Linked DNA regions of Homo sapiens: regions 1, 2 and 4 are each linked to region 3. A link is a loop called in an ENCODE intact Hi-C map of the cell type or tissue named here. Cell type or tissue: Caco-2. All regions are shown on one strand. Region 1 holds the start of LINC01621 (long intergenic non-protein coding RNA 1621). Region 2 has its middle 83 kb from the start of SH3BGRL2. Region 3 holds the start of LOC107986614 (a long non-coding RNA gene). Region 4 overlaps SH3BGRL2 (SH3 domain binding glutamate rich protein like 2).

The links. Hi-C counts contacts between places; a loop is a spot of excess contacts. Peaks named below come from ENCODE experiments on the same cell type or tissue, not always from the same donor. Only the 100,000 strongest peaks of a DNase experiment are listed, where the experiment ranks them.
Region 1: a loop joins it to region 3, with 4 times the contacts of the local background. A loop is called at or near these places in 8 of 110 quality-filtered maps.
Region 2: a loop joins it to region 3, with 4 times the contacts of the local background. A loop is called at or near these places in 2 of 110 quality-filtered maps.
Region 4: it touches region 3 in a loop (4-fold over the local background); 3 of 110 quality-filtered maps call a loop at or near these places.

What each region holds. Positions count from the first base shown.
Region 1 is chr6:79,811,874-79,816,873 of GRCh38, reverse strand. It overlaps LINC01621 (long intergenic non-protein coding RNA 1621), which reads left to right and starts at 4,628. Exons shown (of 5, transcript NR_131786.1): 1 at 4,628-4,754. In Caco-2, a CTCF peak has its summit at 2,839 (motif pointing right); a DNase peak (open chromatin) is centred at 2,823.
Region 2 is chr6:79,712,008-79,717,007 of GRCh38, reverse strand. No RefSeq gene overlaps it. Among named protein-coding and RNA genes, the nearest start is that of SH3BGRL2, 83 kb to the right of the region's middle. In Caco-2, a CTCF peak has its summit at 3,112 (motif pointing right); a DNase peak (open chromatin) is centred at 3,127.
Region 3 is chr6:79,866,778-79,871,777 of GRCh38, reverse strand. It overlaps LOC107986614 (a long non-coding RNA gene), which reads left to right and starts at 388. Exons shown (of 3, transcript XR_001744216.3): 1 at 388-1,514; 2 at 3,288-3,485. RefSeq lists an enhancer at 1,805-1,914 and a silencer at 1,903-2,080. In Caco-2, CTCF peaks have their summits at 2,032 (motif pointing right) and 3,448 (motif pointing right); DNase peaks (open chromatin) are centred at 1,997 and 3,427; H3K4me3 peaks cover 503 bases.
Region 4 is chr6:79,670,123-79,675,122 of GRCh38, reverse strand. SH3BGRL2 (SH3 domain binding glutamate rich protein like 2) reads right to left here. Exons shown (of 4, transcript NM_031469.4): 2 at 1,324-1,509. Among named protein-coding and RNA genes, the nearest start is that of SH3BGRL2, 41 kb to the right of the region's middle. In Caco-2, a CTCF peak has its summit at 2,256; DNase peaks (open chromatin) are centred at 1,962 and 3,372.

The DNA.
Region 1 (5,000 bases), 55 kb after region 3:
GACAGGGTCTCCCTATGTTGCCCAGGCTGGCCTTGAACCCCTGGCCTCAAGCAATTCTCCTGCCTTGGCCTTCCAAAGTGCTGGAATTATAAGCATAAGCCATGGTCCCGGCTTTGGTTAAACTCTTCTAATGGATCAAATAAATTATTTAAATATTGCTTTCTCAGCAAGGCATTTTCTCATCACCTTTTCTAATGTTGTATGCCCCCTTCAGCACTGTTTATCACACTATCACTTTATCCTCTTTATCAACTCACTTCCATCAGTATGATCTTGTGTATTCTTGTTTATTTGTATATTGACTATTTCCTCCACTACAACATAAATGTAGCGTGCGTGCCTTTTTTTGTTCAGTAGAATATCACAATGCCTTAGCATAAGTCTGAGAAGGTAGTCGCTTTTAAACAGACAATTGCGAATTGGTGAAAGAAAATCTTTTAAGGAGTCTAATACACAGAAAAAGAGCTCAGAGCAAAGCTGTTCTGGTTTTATGGGAAGAACGGAGGGAACGGTTAGTTGTAATGGTAGACAGACCCTCACTCGAACCTTTCTTCTGGTTCCTCCTGAGGCTTCTCAGAGAACAACTTGAAAATCTGGAGCACTGTAGGGAGGGGAGAAGCCAGCAAGACAGAGCTGCCTTGGTCAATAATCTTTAAAATAGTTTTAAAACATCACTGCGATAAATCTGTTGTATTGGTCAGGGGTCTCTAGAGGGACAGAACTAATGGAATAGAGATATATACAAAGGAGAGTTTATTAAGTGTTAACTCACATGATCACAAGGTCCCACCATAGGCCATCTGCAGGCTGAGGAGCAAGGATAGCCAGTCCGATTTCTAAAACTGAAGAACTTGGAGTCTGATGTGCAAGGGCAGGAAGCAGCCACCACAAGAGAAAGATGTAGGCTGCGAGGCTAGGCCAGTCTCTCTTCAAATTTTTCTGTCTTCTTATACTTTAGCTGAGCTGGCAGCTGATTAGATTGTGCTCACCCAGATTAAGGGTGGGTCTGCCTTTCCCAGCCCACTGACTGGAATATTAATCTCCTGTGGCAGCACCCTCACAGACACACCCAGGAGCAATACTTTGTATCCCTCAATCCAATCAAGTTGACACTTAGTATTAACCATCACATTAGTAAAAATAGTAGCCAGGGTCTATTCATGGTTTTATACATTACTTGCAAAATGCCTTTCATTGACACGGAAGCCTCAAATAGTAACAAGCAAACAACTAAAAACTTCCTTTGCTGAGCCGAAACATCTTTGGTAAATAGTTTTGTGATAGGTATTTGAATGTTGCTTGGGAGGGCTATCAGCCAGGCCACTAGCAAACAAATCCTCAAGCCAACTAGGAAAGTCTCTAAAAGTGGGTAGGCAATAACATTGGGAAAACAAACTGTAAGCGTGGTACTGTTTTCTGGCATCAAGTTATTGGTTTTGTCACTGAAATAGTAAACAATTCACTTCCCAAGAAGTTGTCTGGTTTAGAAAATTGCATGTAATAAATTTCTTATTCTGAACATTAAGAAAGCAATAAATAATTTTAAGAAATTATTTTTTCCCATTATCCAAAAATATATAACAAATATTTTCTTTAAAAATATTGATTTGTAGGGCTACCTTTCCCAAAATATTCATACGTCTTGACCTTGCCTGGAATAAATGCATGATATTCTCAAGGGAATACATCTCATTTGACAAAGCCCACCACACTCCTCCAACCATAATGACGTGAATCCTGGACAGATGGCTAGACTCTCTCACAAGCCCCAAAGCTCTATTGAATTCTTGCCTTAATGAAAGAATAATTGCTTTAGACTGTAAACTTCCTGATTGCTCTAGTGGAGATGATACTTAGGATGAGAAATCAAATATTTTTCAAGGCATTTGATTTTTTTATATAGAACCAAATTTTAATTATTTAAAAATTATATTTAAATATTTTGAAATAATGTTTTCACTTAAGTATTACAACTCCAAGAATAGGACAACAGGTTTTGGAAAACAGACCTATGCCTTGTAAGCATAGGCACAATGCAAATGTTGATTTGTTGACAGCTGAAAGTAGGAAAAAAGAAGGAACCGAAAAAGGACCAATCCTTGGTATTAGTCAGGACTTTTTAGTACAAATTCAGAAACCTCATATCACACTAACATTTATTATTATAAAGGCATTTATTGGCTCATAACTGAAACACCCAGCAGTACACATGGCTTCAAACACAACTGGAATTGGGGGCACAAGGGATGTCACCAGGTTCAGTTTCTCTCTATCTCAGCTTTTCTTGCTCTATGGTGACTTGATTCCCAGCTCCGCTTTGCAGAGCTTAGACAGCTTCCAGGCTCACACTGTTTTTACCATTATCTGTGTGAGTGGAAAATAGTACCTGCCTCTTCCTGGACTGTATTAGTGAAAGTGTCAGTGGGTCTTACTGGCTTTCTCTGAGCCAGTCACTGCAGCCTGAGGAATATCACAGATCAGAAAGGACTGCTAAGATCTAGGAGAGTCCAACCATATGTAGGTCAAAGTTACAGGACAGGGACTAAGGTCCAGGGAAGAAGATCCAGTTCCTGCCCCACTGATAGAGGCAGCCTGAATTTGGGCAAGTTTCTTCATCTCTCTCAGCTTCATTTCTTCTTGGATAAAAATTCCTAGTTTATAATGTTTAGAGGATTAAATGAAATAAATAAAGCACCTAACAGAATAGTAGACTCTCAATACATTTTAAAGATGATTTAATTTTTATTCTATTTCTTTTCTGGCCTTTGAGTCCAGTCACTGCATAAGCATCAATGACCACTGTCGCCACTAGGTGGCAATCATGTGATGGAAGGTAATGGCCTGACTTTCTGGCCAGTGAAAAATTAAGAATTGGCTGAAACCTGACAATTGGCAGTGAGAGGAAAGCGTGGGGGACTGTGAGTCCAATTCCTGCTGCACTGAAACCACGCTGTGTGACCTTCATCAAGGTCTGAATTGATCTATAGCCTGGATTTCCTCAAGTAAAACTTGGAGGCCAATTCAGTCTTCATTTGTCTATAAAATCTTTTGAATCTGTAAAAAGAGAGTCTTATAGAGTAATAACTGTGACTGTAATCTCAAAAGCCAAAAACTGTTCAACAGTCTTGATTGTTAATATATAGCTTAAAAATATGATTGTATGAAGCATAATCCATTCATTTATTGCTAAGTTTTAGCTACCCCAGGGATCCAAAAAGAGTTCATGCAATTTTGTAAGGTGACTAATGGGCTCGCAGAGATGCTGTCAAGTTATACACAGCCCAGAAAATCATCCTCTGAGGCATGCAAGTCAGAAAACTCACTATTAAAAAAAGTCACACTGAGCAGCTTCAAAAGTATTTTTCCGCCATGTAATTATGTTTTAATGCTAGGTTCTTAAAATCACTTGGAAAAGAAGAAGCAGCTTAAAAAATTTCAGGTCTGAAATGTGTTAGAAGTATCTGGAGCAGCAGGAGGATGAATCAGGAAGTGACATTTAATTGGGTTTAAGAACAAAAATGATGACTCTCCACTTTTGCATGAATCAAGCCTTTATAACAAAGTTGAAATAAGATGATGTGATAAAAATTAGCATTTATCTGATATAATAGATTGGGGGGATATTGTATTTTCTTAATATGAAATTCTTTAGTATAAGGAAGTTATGTGCTGGTTCCATCTTGATTAGTATAAAAATCCTTGTAAAAGGAGAACCAATTGAAATTCCAGGGGTGTCCACACGTTTCTTCATTCCATGGAGATGTGGAACAGCCTAGTCTAAATACTTGACCTTTATTTCTCAGCATGCTTTTTTTTTAGGATAAAGCCTCCTGAATTCTTAAACCTGGAAGGTAGGGGCGAGGATTTGTTGGTGGCGTGTGGATCAAATGAGTTCAGGTTTTCTTTATCCTTTATAAATCTCAACTTTGCTTTACACAGTGCCTTATCAGAGGGGAGAGATCATTAAGGTATATATGTGGGGTTTTTTTATTTGTTATTTTTTTGCTGCTATAGAGGTATCTGAGAGAATGAGGACTGTTTTGCTTTTACCTCTCTATTTTTCCCTTCTCTATTTAAAGGAGGTAGCCAGAACCGTTGCCCTCTGGGTGGTTTGTTGTGAGGTCAGAGCAGAAAGCCCTGACCTTTAAGATTCCTTTAAGGCTTAAGATGCAGCATGCTGCCTGTGCCCCCAGTTTCTGATTCAGCAAGTCTGGGATGGAGTTCAAGAATCAAGAATTGGCCTATATATATAAACTTTAAGTTCTGGGATACATGTGCAGAACGTGCAGGTTTGTTACATAGGTATACACATGCCATGGTGGTTTGCTGCACCCATCAACCGTCATCTACATTAGGTATTTCTCCTTCTAACTGTAACTACGGGACCCACGTGCTGAGAACCACTGCATTAAGGTAACTGCTCCTCCTGGCCACCTGGAAACCTACCTCCCTTGCCTGAAACCTGAGCTCACTGAGAGGGCTGGCACGGGCGGGAATGGGTCAATGAGTTTGTCCAGGGAACATGGAAGCTTTTGAAATGGGAGGAAGGGACATTCCCAAAGCCCCTTTCTTGGCACTGCCCCCAGTCAAGCTGCTACTCAGGTGAGAATGCTGTTTGAAGGGAAGCAGCTTGGTGCAGAACCAGGAGAGCCAGCCGCCTCAGTTAGAGCCTCGGAATGAAGATTCAGAGCACTCTGGACCCACTGAGAGACTTGCTCATTTTCTGGGCACCAAATAATCCTCCCAATTTTTAGGTAAACCCAGGGAGGAGGGGAGGAAACAAATAATGAAGATTGAATTTCTTGCAATTCAGTGACATAGGGGATGGCAGCCATATTGAATTTGATTTGAAGAAAATAGGTATTTCCTGCCTACCCAACTTTTAGTAGATGCCACATCAACTACATGAATTTCTGGATTAAAACATACAATCTACATATATTAATATTTGTGGCCTTAATACAAGTTCTACCCTTGCCGTGGCTCTGTGTTCACTTGGC
Region 2 (5,000 bases), 150 kb after region 3:
CATCTGTCAACCAAGCTAGAACATTTGAGTCCTTTACTCTCCATTTCCCCAAGAGTTAATAAGACATCTCCATGGCCATGACCCTAGTTCAAACTCTTATCATCCATAAATTAACTTTCTAAATGGTCTCTGAGCCTTTATTCTTCCCCACATCACCTTCTCCCATACCTCATCTTCTCTTCTCACTGCCAAACTCTGTGATTTCCTGAAAACACAAATGTGATTGCTTCACATTCTTACTTTAAATCCATCAATGCTTTTCAATATCTACAGGAGTGCTTCTCACACATTAATGTGACCCTGAATCACCTGGGGATCTTGTTAAAATGTGCTTCTAGCCTGGAGTGGAGTCTAGCAAGGTTCATGTGATGCTGCTGGTCCTCGGACCACACTTTGAGTAGTGGGGGTTTATAGGTTAATTTTCAAATCTTATAGTATAGCATACCAGGCTCATTACAATCTAGTCCATTGCCCAGAATACATCTGTGATACCTCTATCATGTGTAACCTTTATTCCACCTCGATCCCTTGCATATGCTATTGCCTCTGACCAATGCTGTCTCCTCCCAGCCTTCTTCCCCAGGAAACTTCCTTCTACTGATTAATTAGTTGGTTGATCATTCATTCATTCATCCATGATTGATCTTAAGAATGACCTCCTCTAACAAGACCTTTCCGGCAGACTCTCCAAGATAGAATTAGGTAAGTGTCCTTTCACTGTTTTAGTAGCACTTTCATCCTGGACACTTTTCAATTATATCATCTGACATAGACAATAATGGAGCTGCTTACACATATATGTTCCCCACCCTTACCCTGCAGCCACTCTGTGGTTCCTTGAGGGCAAACTCTATCTTACTCTCTTTGTTTCCTGCAGGTCCAGCACAATGCCTGGCACAAAATGAGCTTTCAGATATTTATTAAACTTTGTGCTTTACTTATGAAACGCCTCTCACCAACGTTGCAGGCAAGGGGTCTGAGTAGGTCAGGAGACTGAATTAATTGACCTTCACAATTTCCTAGCCACATTTCTTATATCTTTTGTCATTCAGGAAAATAGGCACCAGCTGTAGATTTGTCCATATTAAAAAGATAAAAATCAAATAAAATTTCCCTAATAACAGAGAAATAGATGTTTTACAAGCTGTTAGTATGAAATGGTTCAATAATATCACATTTGTTTCACATTTCTTAACAATTCACCTTTGGGTCTTTATCATGGTGATCTTTTTTTCTTAATAAAAATCTCACTAAAATTTTCATGAGGCCAGTGGTGAGAGAACAGAACTATATTAAGAGCCTTATGAAAAATATATTATACATCTTTCTCTAGAAACTGTCTTTTAATAATTTCATTGGATCATCAACTGCTTATCTTCATTCTAGCTTTGTAGCTCCTTTTTCTTTTATCATTAGAAGTGGCTAATAAAAAGGTAGATTAAAATACATTTGGCTGTTTGACCAGGTTTGAACATAATTTCCAACACCATGAACACTGGGAAGCAATGTTTATGTAAGAGAAGATCAACCTCCTCTTTTTTGAGCCCAGAACAGATATTATCAGAGGAAGAACAATCTTTCTTAACACAGTTGAGCCATTAGGTACAGTTTCATCTTCTGCCACTTTCAGCAACACAATCCAATATCTTGTTAATCATGGAAACTGCTGAGCTGTTTTATACATTTCTATACTTTAGCATATGCTCTTTGCTCTGCTTAAAACTCCCTTTCCACCCATCTGTCTAACTCTTCCTGATTTGTCAGACTTAAGTCAAATATCACTTGCTTGAGGTATGTGAACTGATTGCCTCAGCTGAGCTAGCCTCTTCCTGAGTTATCTGTAGTCTTTTGCACTGCCGGAAAATCTGATTTATTTGCATGACCCCAATCCCATCCCATCAGAGGCAGAGACTTTATATCTCCTGTGCCTGGTTACGTGTAGGCTTATATAATGCTTGTGGTAAGTGGGATATAATGCCTTTGCCCTCCTTCCCTCAAGCCCACCCCCAGAGAGATCACGTCCCAATTTCTGGCACTTGTGAATGCATCGCCTTACATATGCAAAAGTGACTTTGCAGATGGAATTAAGGATCTTGAGATGGGGTGTTTATTCTAGATTATTACGTGGGTGGGCCCAGTGTAATCACAGGGGTCCCTTTAAGATGCAGGTAGGAGTGTCAGAGTCAGAGTGATGCAGCCTTGAGCCAAGGCTTATAGGCGGTCTCTAGAAGCTAGAAAAGGCAAGGAAACGGATTTTCTCCTGGAGTCAACAGAAAGGAAAGCATCCCTACAGACACTTTGATTTTAGTCTGTGAGATTCATTTTAGACTTCTGACCTCCTGAATTCCAAAACATATTTTCGTTGTGTTAATTAAGCTACTAAGTTTGGGTATAGGAAACCAATAAGGTGCTCGATTAATGTTCTTTTGCAGAACGCATGAATAGAAAAGTGCCTCTGGGCTCATCTTCTCTGTCATTATGTTCTATCTCCCTGAGCAGCATGGAAAGCCCAGGTGAAGGGAACCCCAGGTGATGGCTCTCAGACCTGACAAGAAAGGTACCTTTCACACACCCATGGCTTCTGTCCCCAGCGTTCTGCTGGCCCAGCTAGCACAGCAGTGTGCTCCGCACTACAGCACTCCACCAAAACGCAAAGTCATGTTTATGTGCGTATTTTCTATTGCTAACCAATGCAAAATCCTGTGATTGGTGCTATAGGGAATCTTATGTGGTCTATGATTTATTTTAAAATTCTCTAGAACTCCTTGAGAATGAACACTGCAATCATGTGAATTGGAGCATAATGCCTCTGGCCATGGGCTCCTGCTCCCCGTCAGGTCTCCCCCTCCTTGTTCCCCCTAACAAAAGGAGAGGAATGCCCACCTCCTTCCAGAACCCAGGTTTCCTGACCCGCTTAAGTAACTTTCTGAAATACTGCAGCTTCCCCTTCCCCAGACCTTCATTTCCAATTTAACATAAATAAATCTCATATACTATAATAGACTTTTTTAAAGGGTAGATTTTATTTTCACAGCTATCTTCACAGGTTTTTTTATTTACCACGGTGAGGGTTAAAATGCAACACAAAGCCCACCCTGTAACTATACTCAGAGATGAGGCCTCTAGGTGTCGCTACCACCCAAGTCCTGTTATCAAAGGGCACTCGGCTGTACACATATGTGCCACACATTTAGTATTTTTTCAAGATTATACAGCAAATACATATATTATATATATATATATTTAATCACAGAACCTCACCATTTTCTTCTGCTCCATACTAACTCAAGTTTTTTGAGCAAAATTCTAACTGAGAGTAAATGATATACCTGATTACTTTTATATATTGTTCTTTAGTTCTGTTTCCCATGTCAGCACTAGAACATTCTGGATTTGCTTGACTATCAGAAGTATTTGTTAAAGGTGCACCCAGTTCCACAGACACATAAATAATTGTTTTTTTAATACAGCACTATTTTTTTTTTGCGGTATTTTCCCTTCCACTAGATTTGCATGCATTTTTTGGAAACAACTATGAGTTGATTTGGGTTTTTGAAAGCAAGTGGCAGCAAACATTAAAGGGCAGATGCACTTAGAGTTCTGGAAATACCCTGAAACTTCACTAGTCACTAACACTTGGTCCTTTCCCATTCTAAAATTTCAATTTATAAATGTAAGTGTATGGTATTTTGAATCTGAAATGAACGCTGGGTGGGAGAATTTAGAAGAGTTTGGAAAGGATGAAAACCTGCCCTCCAGTACCCCCTTTTCTGATTTCATGAGAATGTTTCTACACATTGCTAAATTTGGAAGACTTGCCTGTCTTGATTTGAAAATATGCGACAAGCTTTTACAAAAACCGTCAGTTCCATTTTTCCTCTTTATGCTAGAATTGTTTCCTTTTTTCATGAGTGTCCTTATTTATGCCATGGCATTGCATGATATTCTTCCTATTACACTGATGTGTAATTATTGCATTTTACTTCTGATGGATGCTGTAGGTCACATTTCATAGCCTAGGCGGAGACCTGAATAATTGGAATGTTTTATTTAAAGACAGTCCTTGCATCACTCTCTCTCTCTCTCTCTTTTGAGACAAGAGTCTCACTCTCACCAGGCTGGAGTGCAGTGGTGCAATCATGGCTCACTGCAGCCTTGTCCTCCCGGGCTCAAGTGATCCTTCCACTCAGCCTCCCAAGTAGCCGGGACTATTGGCGTGGACCACCACACACGACTAATTTTTCTATTTTTTATAGAGATGGGGTTTCACCTCGATGCCCAGGCTTGTCTCGAACTCCTGGACTCAAGCAATCCCCTCGCCTTGGCCTCCCAAAGTGCTGTGATTACAGGCGTGAGCCACCACACCTGCCTCTCACTTTTTTAAACTGAGACTTAGTAGAACTAAAAATTAAGACTAATGTCCCCCTATATATGTACATATGTTCATACACACACACACACACACACACATATATCTAAAAATGAATGTTTTCCAAATCTTACATTTAATATTTATGCAGTCATTTTCTGACAGATTTGCATATAACCAAAGTTATTGTTAGGAAAGAACTTTGACTACAATCAAGGTTATTGTAAGACGAGAGAACATGCTGTTTTTATCATCCACCCACTTGCTCTACCCAAGAAAAATACTGAACAGCAGTTAGCTCATATTAAGGGCTATATCTAGTAACTGCTAAACCGTCAGACTTCTGTCAGGCAAGCAATTCATGTTGATTTCTGACTTTAGAGCTGAAATTAATAAGGAGCCCATGAAGGCCAGAGTTTTTCTCAGGGAAACAACCCAAAGGTTATATTAGTGACAGAACTTACTGTGCTAGTTAAGGGTTAAAAAATGTGTATGAATATAAAAGAACATCAATCAAATGGAAATAAGTGGGCAGTTACATAATAAAATAAAAATAAATAGTCTCATGATTTGGTCTGCTTTCATCGTAAGCCAGCTGTAACTCTTCCTTTTGGCTGTTGGCGAAACCAGA
Region 3 (5,000 bases):
CCCCATCCCAGTACTACTAGATCAGAATACCCAGGAGCTAAGGCCTGAAAGTGTGTGCATTTTAAAAGCTGAGAAAGATTTTGGAATCACTGCCCTTTCCTTTGTTATCTAAAGAACGTTATTTCTTTTTTATATATATTTTTAATTTAAAAACATTATACTTTAGGTTCTGCGATACATGTGCAGAACGTGCAGGTTTGTTACATAGGTATACACATGCCATGGTGATTTGCTGTGTCCACCAACCCATCATCTACATTAGGTATTTTTCCTAATGCTATTCCTTCCCTACCCCCCAACCCCCTGACAGGCCCTGGTGTGTGATGTTCCCCTCCCTGAGTCCAAGTGTAAAGAACCTCATTTCTAAAGGAATGAGCTATTGAGACCCAGGCTTCTGAGCTCAGACCTCCAGCGAAGAAAGGACAAAGCCCATTCACCCTTTGGTTGACCCTTCCATATTTTCCTTTGATGCTTCCTTTTTATTTCTAGCAAACATTTCCTATTTGATTCTGCTCGGAGGTATACAAACAGGCCTCCTCATATACTCAAGTACCAGCGCTGTATGTTGGAAAGAGTTGAATAAGGCAGATGTGCATTTGCATATTGGCTGTCTCTATGACCTTCGCCTAGTTACTTCACTTCTTTAAGCTGACATTTCCACATCTGCAAAAATGTGGGCAATAATAATAACATTACAGGGTTACAGTGAAGATTAAATTAGATAACAAGATATAGAGCCTGGAACATATTATCTTATGTAATTATTATTGCCTTCCTTATGTGTTATTTTTAAAAGTGTGAGTACCTAATGTCTCAATTTCCTGAGCAAATACCTGCCACCCGACTTTGTGAAATTACAGATAAGGGCTAACATGGTTACAGGATCCAGTGTATTTGCGTAGCAAGGCTAAGGGACAATCTATTTAAAAGGGGGCAACTTCCAGGGGCTTTGTCTTGAAACTGTAAAGCAAGACATTTGCTTTTGCTTAGATTCTGTGATCTTTGTTTGCGTGGCTTGAAAGAGACTAAAAGCTACCCTTCTCCCTAATCACCCCTTAATACTGCCATTGGTGGTAGGGGCCCCTATCACCAGAATTCTGTCATTAATATCTCTACCTTGCCTTGACTCCACTAAAGCCAATGAGTGTGGACATGGTTGTGATAGATACTCCTATTCATTCATTCAACAAGCAATCATGGAACACCTACGTTGCAGAAACTGTCCTTTAAGGAACTCAGATGGAACCTGCGAGTCATCTCTGGATTCTAGAACCCATGTTCTGGCTCCATGCCACTGCTGTAGACACTATCCTGTGTCATTAAACACTAAAAGCAGTGTTTTGTAAAGCAATCTCAGGTGTATCAATCCCTCATCGGCTGGCGCAGACCTCCAGCCATCCATTTCCTAAGTTTAACAGAGGAACTAAAATTCCAAGACCCAATTCCACAGTCGTTGATGAGCATAAGCACTTCAGCCATCATCTCCTCTGCGATGAAGTGGTCATTCTCTGAGGGTAGGAATAGGTTTCTTCTTTGTTTTTAATTCCAAGCCTGTAGTGTATTTCAATGTCAATTCATTTAAACTTATTTACTAGCTATCAGGCACAGGCACATCACAGAAGACAGATAAGCATCTCCACCTTCCAAAACTTGCTGTCTACATGAGTACTCTTTGACAAATTATTTGGGGTGAGTGGGGTTTCTTTAGCATGAAAATGACAACATCTATCAGTGTTTAGTGGTGAGTACAGCCCAGGGTTAGACATCAACTGTCAGCTTAGGCTGTTGTACAGAGGCATTTTTTTCCATTGTATTTTTAAGTGAAACAAGGGAAACTCCATTTCCGCTATTGGGAGTAAGGCCACTTTCTTGTGCAGGCCCCCACCGCAGCCCCTCCAGGAGAAAGTAGGTGAGCTCTCTCGGACGTGGCCTTTCCGGGGTTGGAGCCGGCAGCACCGCCCAGCAGGGCTTCCGCTCGGCGTGTGTGATGTCCTTGGCGGCCGCTAGAGGGAGGTGAGAGCCTGAGGCAGCAGCGCGAGGAGCCGCACCGCCCAGGCCACCTGGGCTCCAAGGCCCAGGACCTCGCGCCCTGGCTCAGCAGTCACTCAGCTAGATTTCGAATGCCCTGGAAAACAGCGTGAAAACAGAGTTCAATCAAAGATAGGGTTGCCAGGTAAAGTACGACAGCCCAGTTAAATCTGAATTTCAGATAAACAACAAATACAAATACTTTTTAAAAAATCGTTATCTGAAATTCATATTAAAATAAAATCCAGACTGGGTGCCCTGGACTTTTATTGACTAAATCTGGCAACTCTAACCAAAGAGCAAAGGGCCCTTGGAAAGACTGAAAGCCCTTTTAAGGTACAGAGGAGGGAAAGACAATATTTACTACCTGTTAACTGAATATTGGACAAAGTATTGCATCCCGTAGACTGGAAGAGGCTGTTCTTGTCACAGTTGGCAGAGACGCAGCCCTGCAGCCTGTGGCCTTGTCTAGGACAGACGTGAGGAAAGGTCCTCCCCACCTTAGAAAATTTCCTCCTTTATCTTCTCCAAGGCCGAATGCGTTGCTAAAGTCCTCTCTGTGTTCATTCAGGAATTTCTCCTAAAGATGCAATTATCAGAAGAACACAAACAAAGCAAAGAACACGAGCAAAATGCAAGCAAACACACACACACAAACACACAAAGAAAAATACACAGAAAAAGAAAAACACAAGTAAAGAACAGAAAAAAAAAAAAAAAAAAAGTCCGTTGACTTTTCCAGAGAGATTACTTGGCAGCTTGTTGGAAATAAGTACCAGCCTAGGAAAAACACATTAAAAGCCCAGGTGGAGAGGCAATAAAAAAGAAGGGAACAAAGCATCAAGATAAAAATGAGGGCCACAGAAAGAGTCTGCCGTTACTAATGCTACATCCCTGGTTAACAACAATATTGTCCAGGGCTGGAGCCTTTCAGAGGGTAGCTCACACCAAGTTAACAGAATGACATCTGAGCACCTGGAATGCCCCATCGTGATTGCTATTCATTGGTGGTAATAGTTTTCGCAGACTGAATAAACTCCATCAGTGAACGGAGCTCTACTGTCTTTTGGTCCTGAAGTGGAGATTAATTACAAGGGGCGTGTGCTCACCCGCAACCAGCTCCTCTCTCTTCACTGCTTGCTCGCTTTCCTTATTCAGAGTCACCAAAGGTACGGGGAATACTGAGAAGGTTCTTAGAACAAATATCTCCAGAAAGCTCATAAAAGGAGTCATTCCTCCTTTGCTTCCTTTTTCCCAAGGTCACGATCAAGCAAAAACTTCCTATTTGCAAGGAGAGGCTGCCTTAGCCTCGAGAGGAGGACATGTAAATTACTGACCTTGAAGACACTGCACTACCCTGCGGCACTGCAGACCTTTAAAAAAAAAAAACAACCCAAAAGACCAATGACGCTAATATCAAGTTAAATCAGCAGGGGGCACAATTTCTCCACAATGTGGTAAGCTGCTTTTTCTGATTAGAAGGAAAAATGCCTAAGCTGTTTCTTTGTGCTGTTTTGAATCGGCGTTACCTGATAATCCAAACATTAAAATGTCGTGCACAAATTCATTTTCCACAGAAACAGGCAACATAAGCCATCCAAAGGGAGTTGGCAAATTTACTGACAGTGCCTTGCTGATTATATCATTTCTGCATCCGTGAGTTTTTATTTTTTAAAATAAGCAACCATGGGGTGGGTGTGTTCAAAACTGTAAATACAAGCAGTGCTATGGAACCTGTGGCCACATATTTATTTAGAGTCTTTCTCTAGAAACTCCCAGCCTGACAGCGACTCCCGTTTTCTGGGTATCTAGGAAAGATGTCGTCTATTGATTTCATCAAGAATTGCAGCAGATACTTTCAGGGGCTGTGTTTTATAGCTGTCTTGCACATCTTCCAACACTTTGCGCACTCATAATGCCTCATAATCCAATTTATTATATTCTCTTTTTGATTTGTTAAAAAGAAAGAGAAATCAATGACCTTGTTTCTTAGGGTTTCCATATGTGTGACATGGAATGATCTAGCAATGCCCAAGTGTCGGCTCCTGTATTTGTACCTGGCCCTGGCTCAGTGCTGTTTGATATTACTGTATTTCTCTTGGCATTCATTTTACCACCTTTGGGGGGAAAAAAGTTAGGAATATCAGAAGAATTCAGGAAATCTTATCACTAAAGGGTTAAAGTGTTCTTCAAAATTATTACTGTTAAATGCAGTATTAATAACAGACTACAGTCATGTAGAACTCACTGTGTTTTAGGCTTGATTCCTTTGTATTTATTAACTCATCAACAAAAAAAGAAAGGGGTTAAGAAATTTGCCAAAATTCACTTATGTAGTAAGTGAGGCAGAAATTTAAACACATGCAGTTTGGCTGTAAACACTATGTGCAAGGTGTATGATTTAAAATTTTTAATTTTTAATAAGTAATAATTCACAGGTAGATTATTATTTTTAATTCATGGATTTTTAAAATAAAAATGTTATACGTTGAGTTTTGCTTCTATTCTATCCACCCGGTCAGCCCCCCTCCTTACAGTATACCTTTCCAGTACTTTATGCAGTTGCAAACCAAAACAAATACATATTCTTTTCCTCTTCTTTATGACACTATGGGCATCATAATGTGTTCACTATTCTGAACTTTTCTTCTGAGCCATCTATCCTGGATACCTTCCCACAATGTAACAGAGAGGCTGTCTTCATTCTTTTTCAGCACCTAGTGTTCCATTTTGAGGACATACTGCACTTTATTTAACCAGTCCTCTCTTTATGGAAATGGGTTGTTTCTTAGGCTATTACAAACAATACCATAACACATCACTTGTGCATGTCATTTTGTAACTGTGCAGAGATTTCCATAGGATAAACTCCCTGTTATAGGTTAATTGAGTTAAAGGGTGAAAGCATCTGTAATACTGTATGGAAACTGCTACATGGTCCCCTCTCAGAGCTGTACCACTTGGGTTCCTAC
Region 4 (5,000 bases), 200 kb after region 3:
TTGAACTATATACTTTGCAAACATTTTCAGGTATTACTTCATTTAGGTCTGCAGGCACAAGAGTACATTTTATATCCTTGGTAATCATGAATAAAATACACCCTTGGTTACCACACACTTCTCTCAATAAAATATAAAATAATGATATTAAAAACCCCATAAAATAACAATTTTCATTTTTATATAATATGCTTAAGAAATGCTTTTGAAACGATCACAAAGACAGACATTATCCCTTGCTTAAAGATAAGAAAACTGGGGCTTAAAAAGATAAGTAACTTTCCAAAGGTGTCCCAGCCGACATAAGGCAGTACTAGTGCTCAAACTTAAGTCTAATGCCATGTTCAGGATTCTCCTCAGGATGCTACAGGTAAGAATTCTCTGTATAATCTACACATGGCTTTATATTACAACTTCTCATTCTCCATTACGCACGTGGGGGAAAGGATTGTTTTCTTTGAAGCCACCAAAGGCTGTTATTCCTTTCCTCCACGCTAATTACAGCCTAGCTATTTATTTAATCTCAAGCACCTCAGCTCTGTGGCTCCTTCTTCTTTAGACCGTCCTTAAATAACTATAGTACAGGTCCAAAAATAAACACTGACTTAGATACTTAGAGATATGGCAAAAGGCAAATCCTAACTTACTCATTAGAAAGAAGTTTCTCAATTATTTTTCTTAACCTAAGGAGTACGCAAGTAGGTAAATAGATGAAAGTGACTTTTTCATCTTCTCGTATGCTACATGCAGCAGGAAAGCACCTGATATATGTTCATATATGAGGTGCACTGATATTCTTAATGATCCCTCTGGCTCATTATCATAAGAAATGGAACTCTGGTTTACGATTAGCTATTAGCAGTTATTTATACCATAAAGGGATATTCAAAGATAATTATCCCCCTCTACTACTCTGCCCCCTAAAATGTATTAATCAAAAAATAATTTGATTAATAATTTAATAATTAAAATGATTATTTTTAATGCTTCAAAATTTAGAACATAATACACACATACATACATACATACACACATACACAGAGCTTCCCTTCCTACTTCTGTTTCCAAAGCAAAGACAGAGCTCAGATTGACAGACACACGTGCACTTACATTCACATACCACACAACCCTCGCACATACATACACAGTCCATGACCTTGGACTCACATCCCTTCTCAACTTCACCCTCTGTTAGACATGTGGATCTGAATGGGCATTGGGTGAAGAAGTCACAGTCTTCACTGGAAAAACCCACCTGCACTCTAGGTGGCATGTGTTCTGAACAATAAAAAGAAACAGCATGATAACAGTCTAGCCACTTACTCCACAGTATCGGTCGCCATTAAATATCTGAGGTGGCAGGGGGTTGCCCTGAGTGGGTTTCTTTTCCGGGGGGACGTTTTTGTACATCCATTGCCTCTGTTCTTCTGACATTGTGATATCCACCTCCTCAAACTCTATCTTGTTGGCTTCCAGAAATCTAACCACATCTTGCTGCTTCTTCTTTATCTAAAGAGAGAAGACAAACAAATAAGTAGATACGCTTATCTGAAACAGTATGTATATACTTCCAAACTGAACTAGATTTATGTCATTGATACAAAAAAAGAGGTGATTTATGTAGGTGTCATGCACTGTCCACTCACTAGATATCCAGTGGAAGACTGAGCCAGCCCCAACACAGTCGTTTCTTTGATGTTGTTATTGCTATTTTGAGATGGGGTCTCTCTATGTTGCCCAGGCTGGTCTCAAACTCCTGGGCTCAAGTGATCTACCCACCTCGGCCTCCCAAAGTGCTGGGATTACAGGTATGAGCCACTGCACCCGGCCACTAACACGGTCGTTTCTTCAACCTAGACTCCCCAGAACTCTGGAGCACAATTCAGGTAGCTTGGAAAGAATGGACTATGAGATGACAGAGTGCCTTAGTTCTCAGTGGGCCATAACCACTCCCCATCCCACCCCAACCCCACCCTCACCCTTGCAAGAAGTTGACATCTATGGTCATAAAAGCTCCCTTTGCCCAAAACCATCTGAAAACCACGTATAGACTATCTGAGATGTTGACATTTCATTGATTCATGACAGCAGCAACATTTTTATTCCCCTCAGCAGCCTTCTTCAGAAATTCCACAGCTGTAGCCACTACCATGAAAGCATCCTTTCATCAGTTCACAGGAGAAAAATGTTCTCCACTTCTAAGGTGAGAGTAAACAAAGAATATCATCTTACTTTGAACTCTGTTTCTTAACCCTTTTCATTCCTCTGATCTTTCACTTTTCCTTCTTCAGTCACTAGGGGTCAGATGTGCTCTTGAGGAGCTGCAAATCCATCTCTGCAAAGTTTTCAAAATGTTGCCTACCTTCTTAATTTAAGAGTACATACTAATTGAGATGGAATGAAAACACAATAGTCTCTCCTTATCCATGGGGGATACATTCCAAGACCCCCAGAAGACACCTGAAATGACAGATAGTGCCAAACCCGTATATATACTATATTTTTTCAATCTGATGACCAGGAGGCATGTCCAGGTTTGTGTTTTAAAGAGATCACTTTAATAGTATGCAGCTTAAAAAGAAAAAAAACAGAAGCTCTGTATGTACTGTTAACATTGTTATGAAAAGCTCTCCAAGACATATTAGTAGGTTAAAAAGAAAAGCAGCAGAACTATATGTAGACTAAGCCCACTTTAAAAAAAAATGGAGAAAAATAAGAACGCATTTATATTTGCTTGTGTTTATACTGTTTTAAAAAATTCTTGAAGGTCATGTAAGAAACGAACAGAAGTGCTTATCCAAGGGCTAGAGGAGCAGGAATTGGGTAAGGAAACAAAGTGGGAGCAAGAGTTTTATTTTAAAATGTTTTGAAGATTATAATAAATGTGTTAATATTCAAAAGAGTAAAAAGAAGAAACATATTTTAATGAGAGAGAGGTGGCACCCTAGCTTCCACAGAACAGCTTGGAGGGTGGCAGTACACACCACAGAGATGCCCTGTTTTATACAAATCATGTTTTCCCAATGTGACATGAAGCAGAACTCAAAGCATTTTGTTGAGTCACTGGCCCCCATGATTCACTTATAAGAAAGGGCAGATGATTAAAAAGAAGACATGAAAAAACAAAACAGGTAAAACCTTAGAAAATTAGCTAGTACTAATAGCAAATCACCCAAATAACAAGGTAGGAGAAAGTTAATCCGTAGAAGGAAGTTTTCAAGTGGATGTTTATGATACTAGCATCAGGAAGGAAGATGTGTCACACTACCACAGCCTGTTTGTAAGGTCTGCAGAGGTGAACATGGCCTGGAACTAACAGCACCCACCCTAGGGTGGCGGGGGCAGGCAGTTCAGGAAGCAGGAACTTAGAGAAACACATCAGCCTACTGGGCGGGGCCCAGGTAACAGAGAGGCTTCCCATGCGGTAACAGGAAGCCATCAAGAGCACTTCATGTGCTGGGCTTAATTCCAGAGTCCAAATAGCCATAACATACACAATCATTTCCTTCACACAATGAATTTTTTTATTCTCCCCACATTTCAACTCTTCTGAAATGAAATGAATCTTACAATCAATATCAAAAGGAATTTCCTAAGCAAATGGAAGAGAAGTAAATTGTGGGCCAACAGTCACTGCTTTCACCTATGTCATTTTTTTGTTTTGTTTTGTTTTGAGACAGAGTTTCACTCTTGTTGCACAGGCTGGAATGCAAAGGTGTGATCTTGGCTCACCTCAACCTCCGCCTCCCGGGTTCAAGTGATTCTCCTGCCTCAGCCTCCAGTATGTGCCATCACGCCTGGCTAATTTTTGTATTTTCAGTAGAGATGGGGTTTCTCCACGTTGGTCAGGCTGAACTCGAACTCCCGACCTCAGGTGATCTGCCTGCCTCGGCCTCGCAAAGTGCTGGGATTATAGGCGTGAGCCACCGTGCCTGACCTCATCTATGTCATTTGATCCATGGGTGGAAGGTACCTTCAACTCACCTGGTTTTTTTTTTACTTAAACACCCTTGGAAGCAAAACAATGGTAGTTATTTACCCAGTAACCAATCTCCCTCTCTTTCTAAATACAGAAGGCTGGTTTTACTTAGAAAAGCAATGTGCTCAGCTACAACATCATGTTTACGCAAACACCTCTATTGTTAATCACATGACACAGTTCTGACCAATGAGATGTGAGGCAGACAGTCCTTGGGAAGGCTTCACTTAAATGAATGAAAACACAAAGCAGGCTTTTGCCCTTCTCTAGTCTGCTTACTTGCAGAAACGCAGATATGGTGCCTGGAGGTGCAGAAACCATTTCACAAATGTGAAAACAAACACCATAAATATGTGAAAATAATATATGCTCAAGCAGAAAGACAGTAGCCTGGGTCCTTAATGACATTTTGTAGCTGCCACCCCAGTCTCTTCATGCACAACCTATTCTACACCTTTCTGTATTAGACAAATAAACCCTTAATAAGTTACGCCACTCTTCATCCAGTTTTCTACAGCTTGCACCCAAATGCAATTCTTAATTGCTATTTAAAATGACTTCAGAAATACTGTATTATGATGAAGGATTGAAAATAACAGCTATAACTGCACAGTAGAGCCTGGCAATAAGAGCTGTAAGACATAAACTTAATATATGTGAGTGAATATTTGTCACTGGATAAACAGAGGAATTTTCTTAATTTACTCCATAGAGCAACAACCAACATGTTGGAGCTAAAACAGGCAGGTTATCTAAAAGGACGAAGAGTGCATTTCACCCTAACATTCAAACACTACTACACACCATACAAAGCAATTAAAGGGAACACAGAATCCCTTGCATTAGATTGGGAGTAGGCAAAATATGGCCCAAGGCCCAAATCCAGCCCACTGACCATTTTTACATGGCCTGCAGCCAAAAATGGTCTTTATATTTTTAAACAGTTGGGGGAAAAAAACAAAAGAATAATGGTATTCCATGACATGTAAAAGTTATATGAAATATAAACACCAGTGTCCAT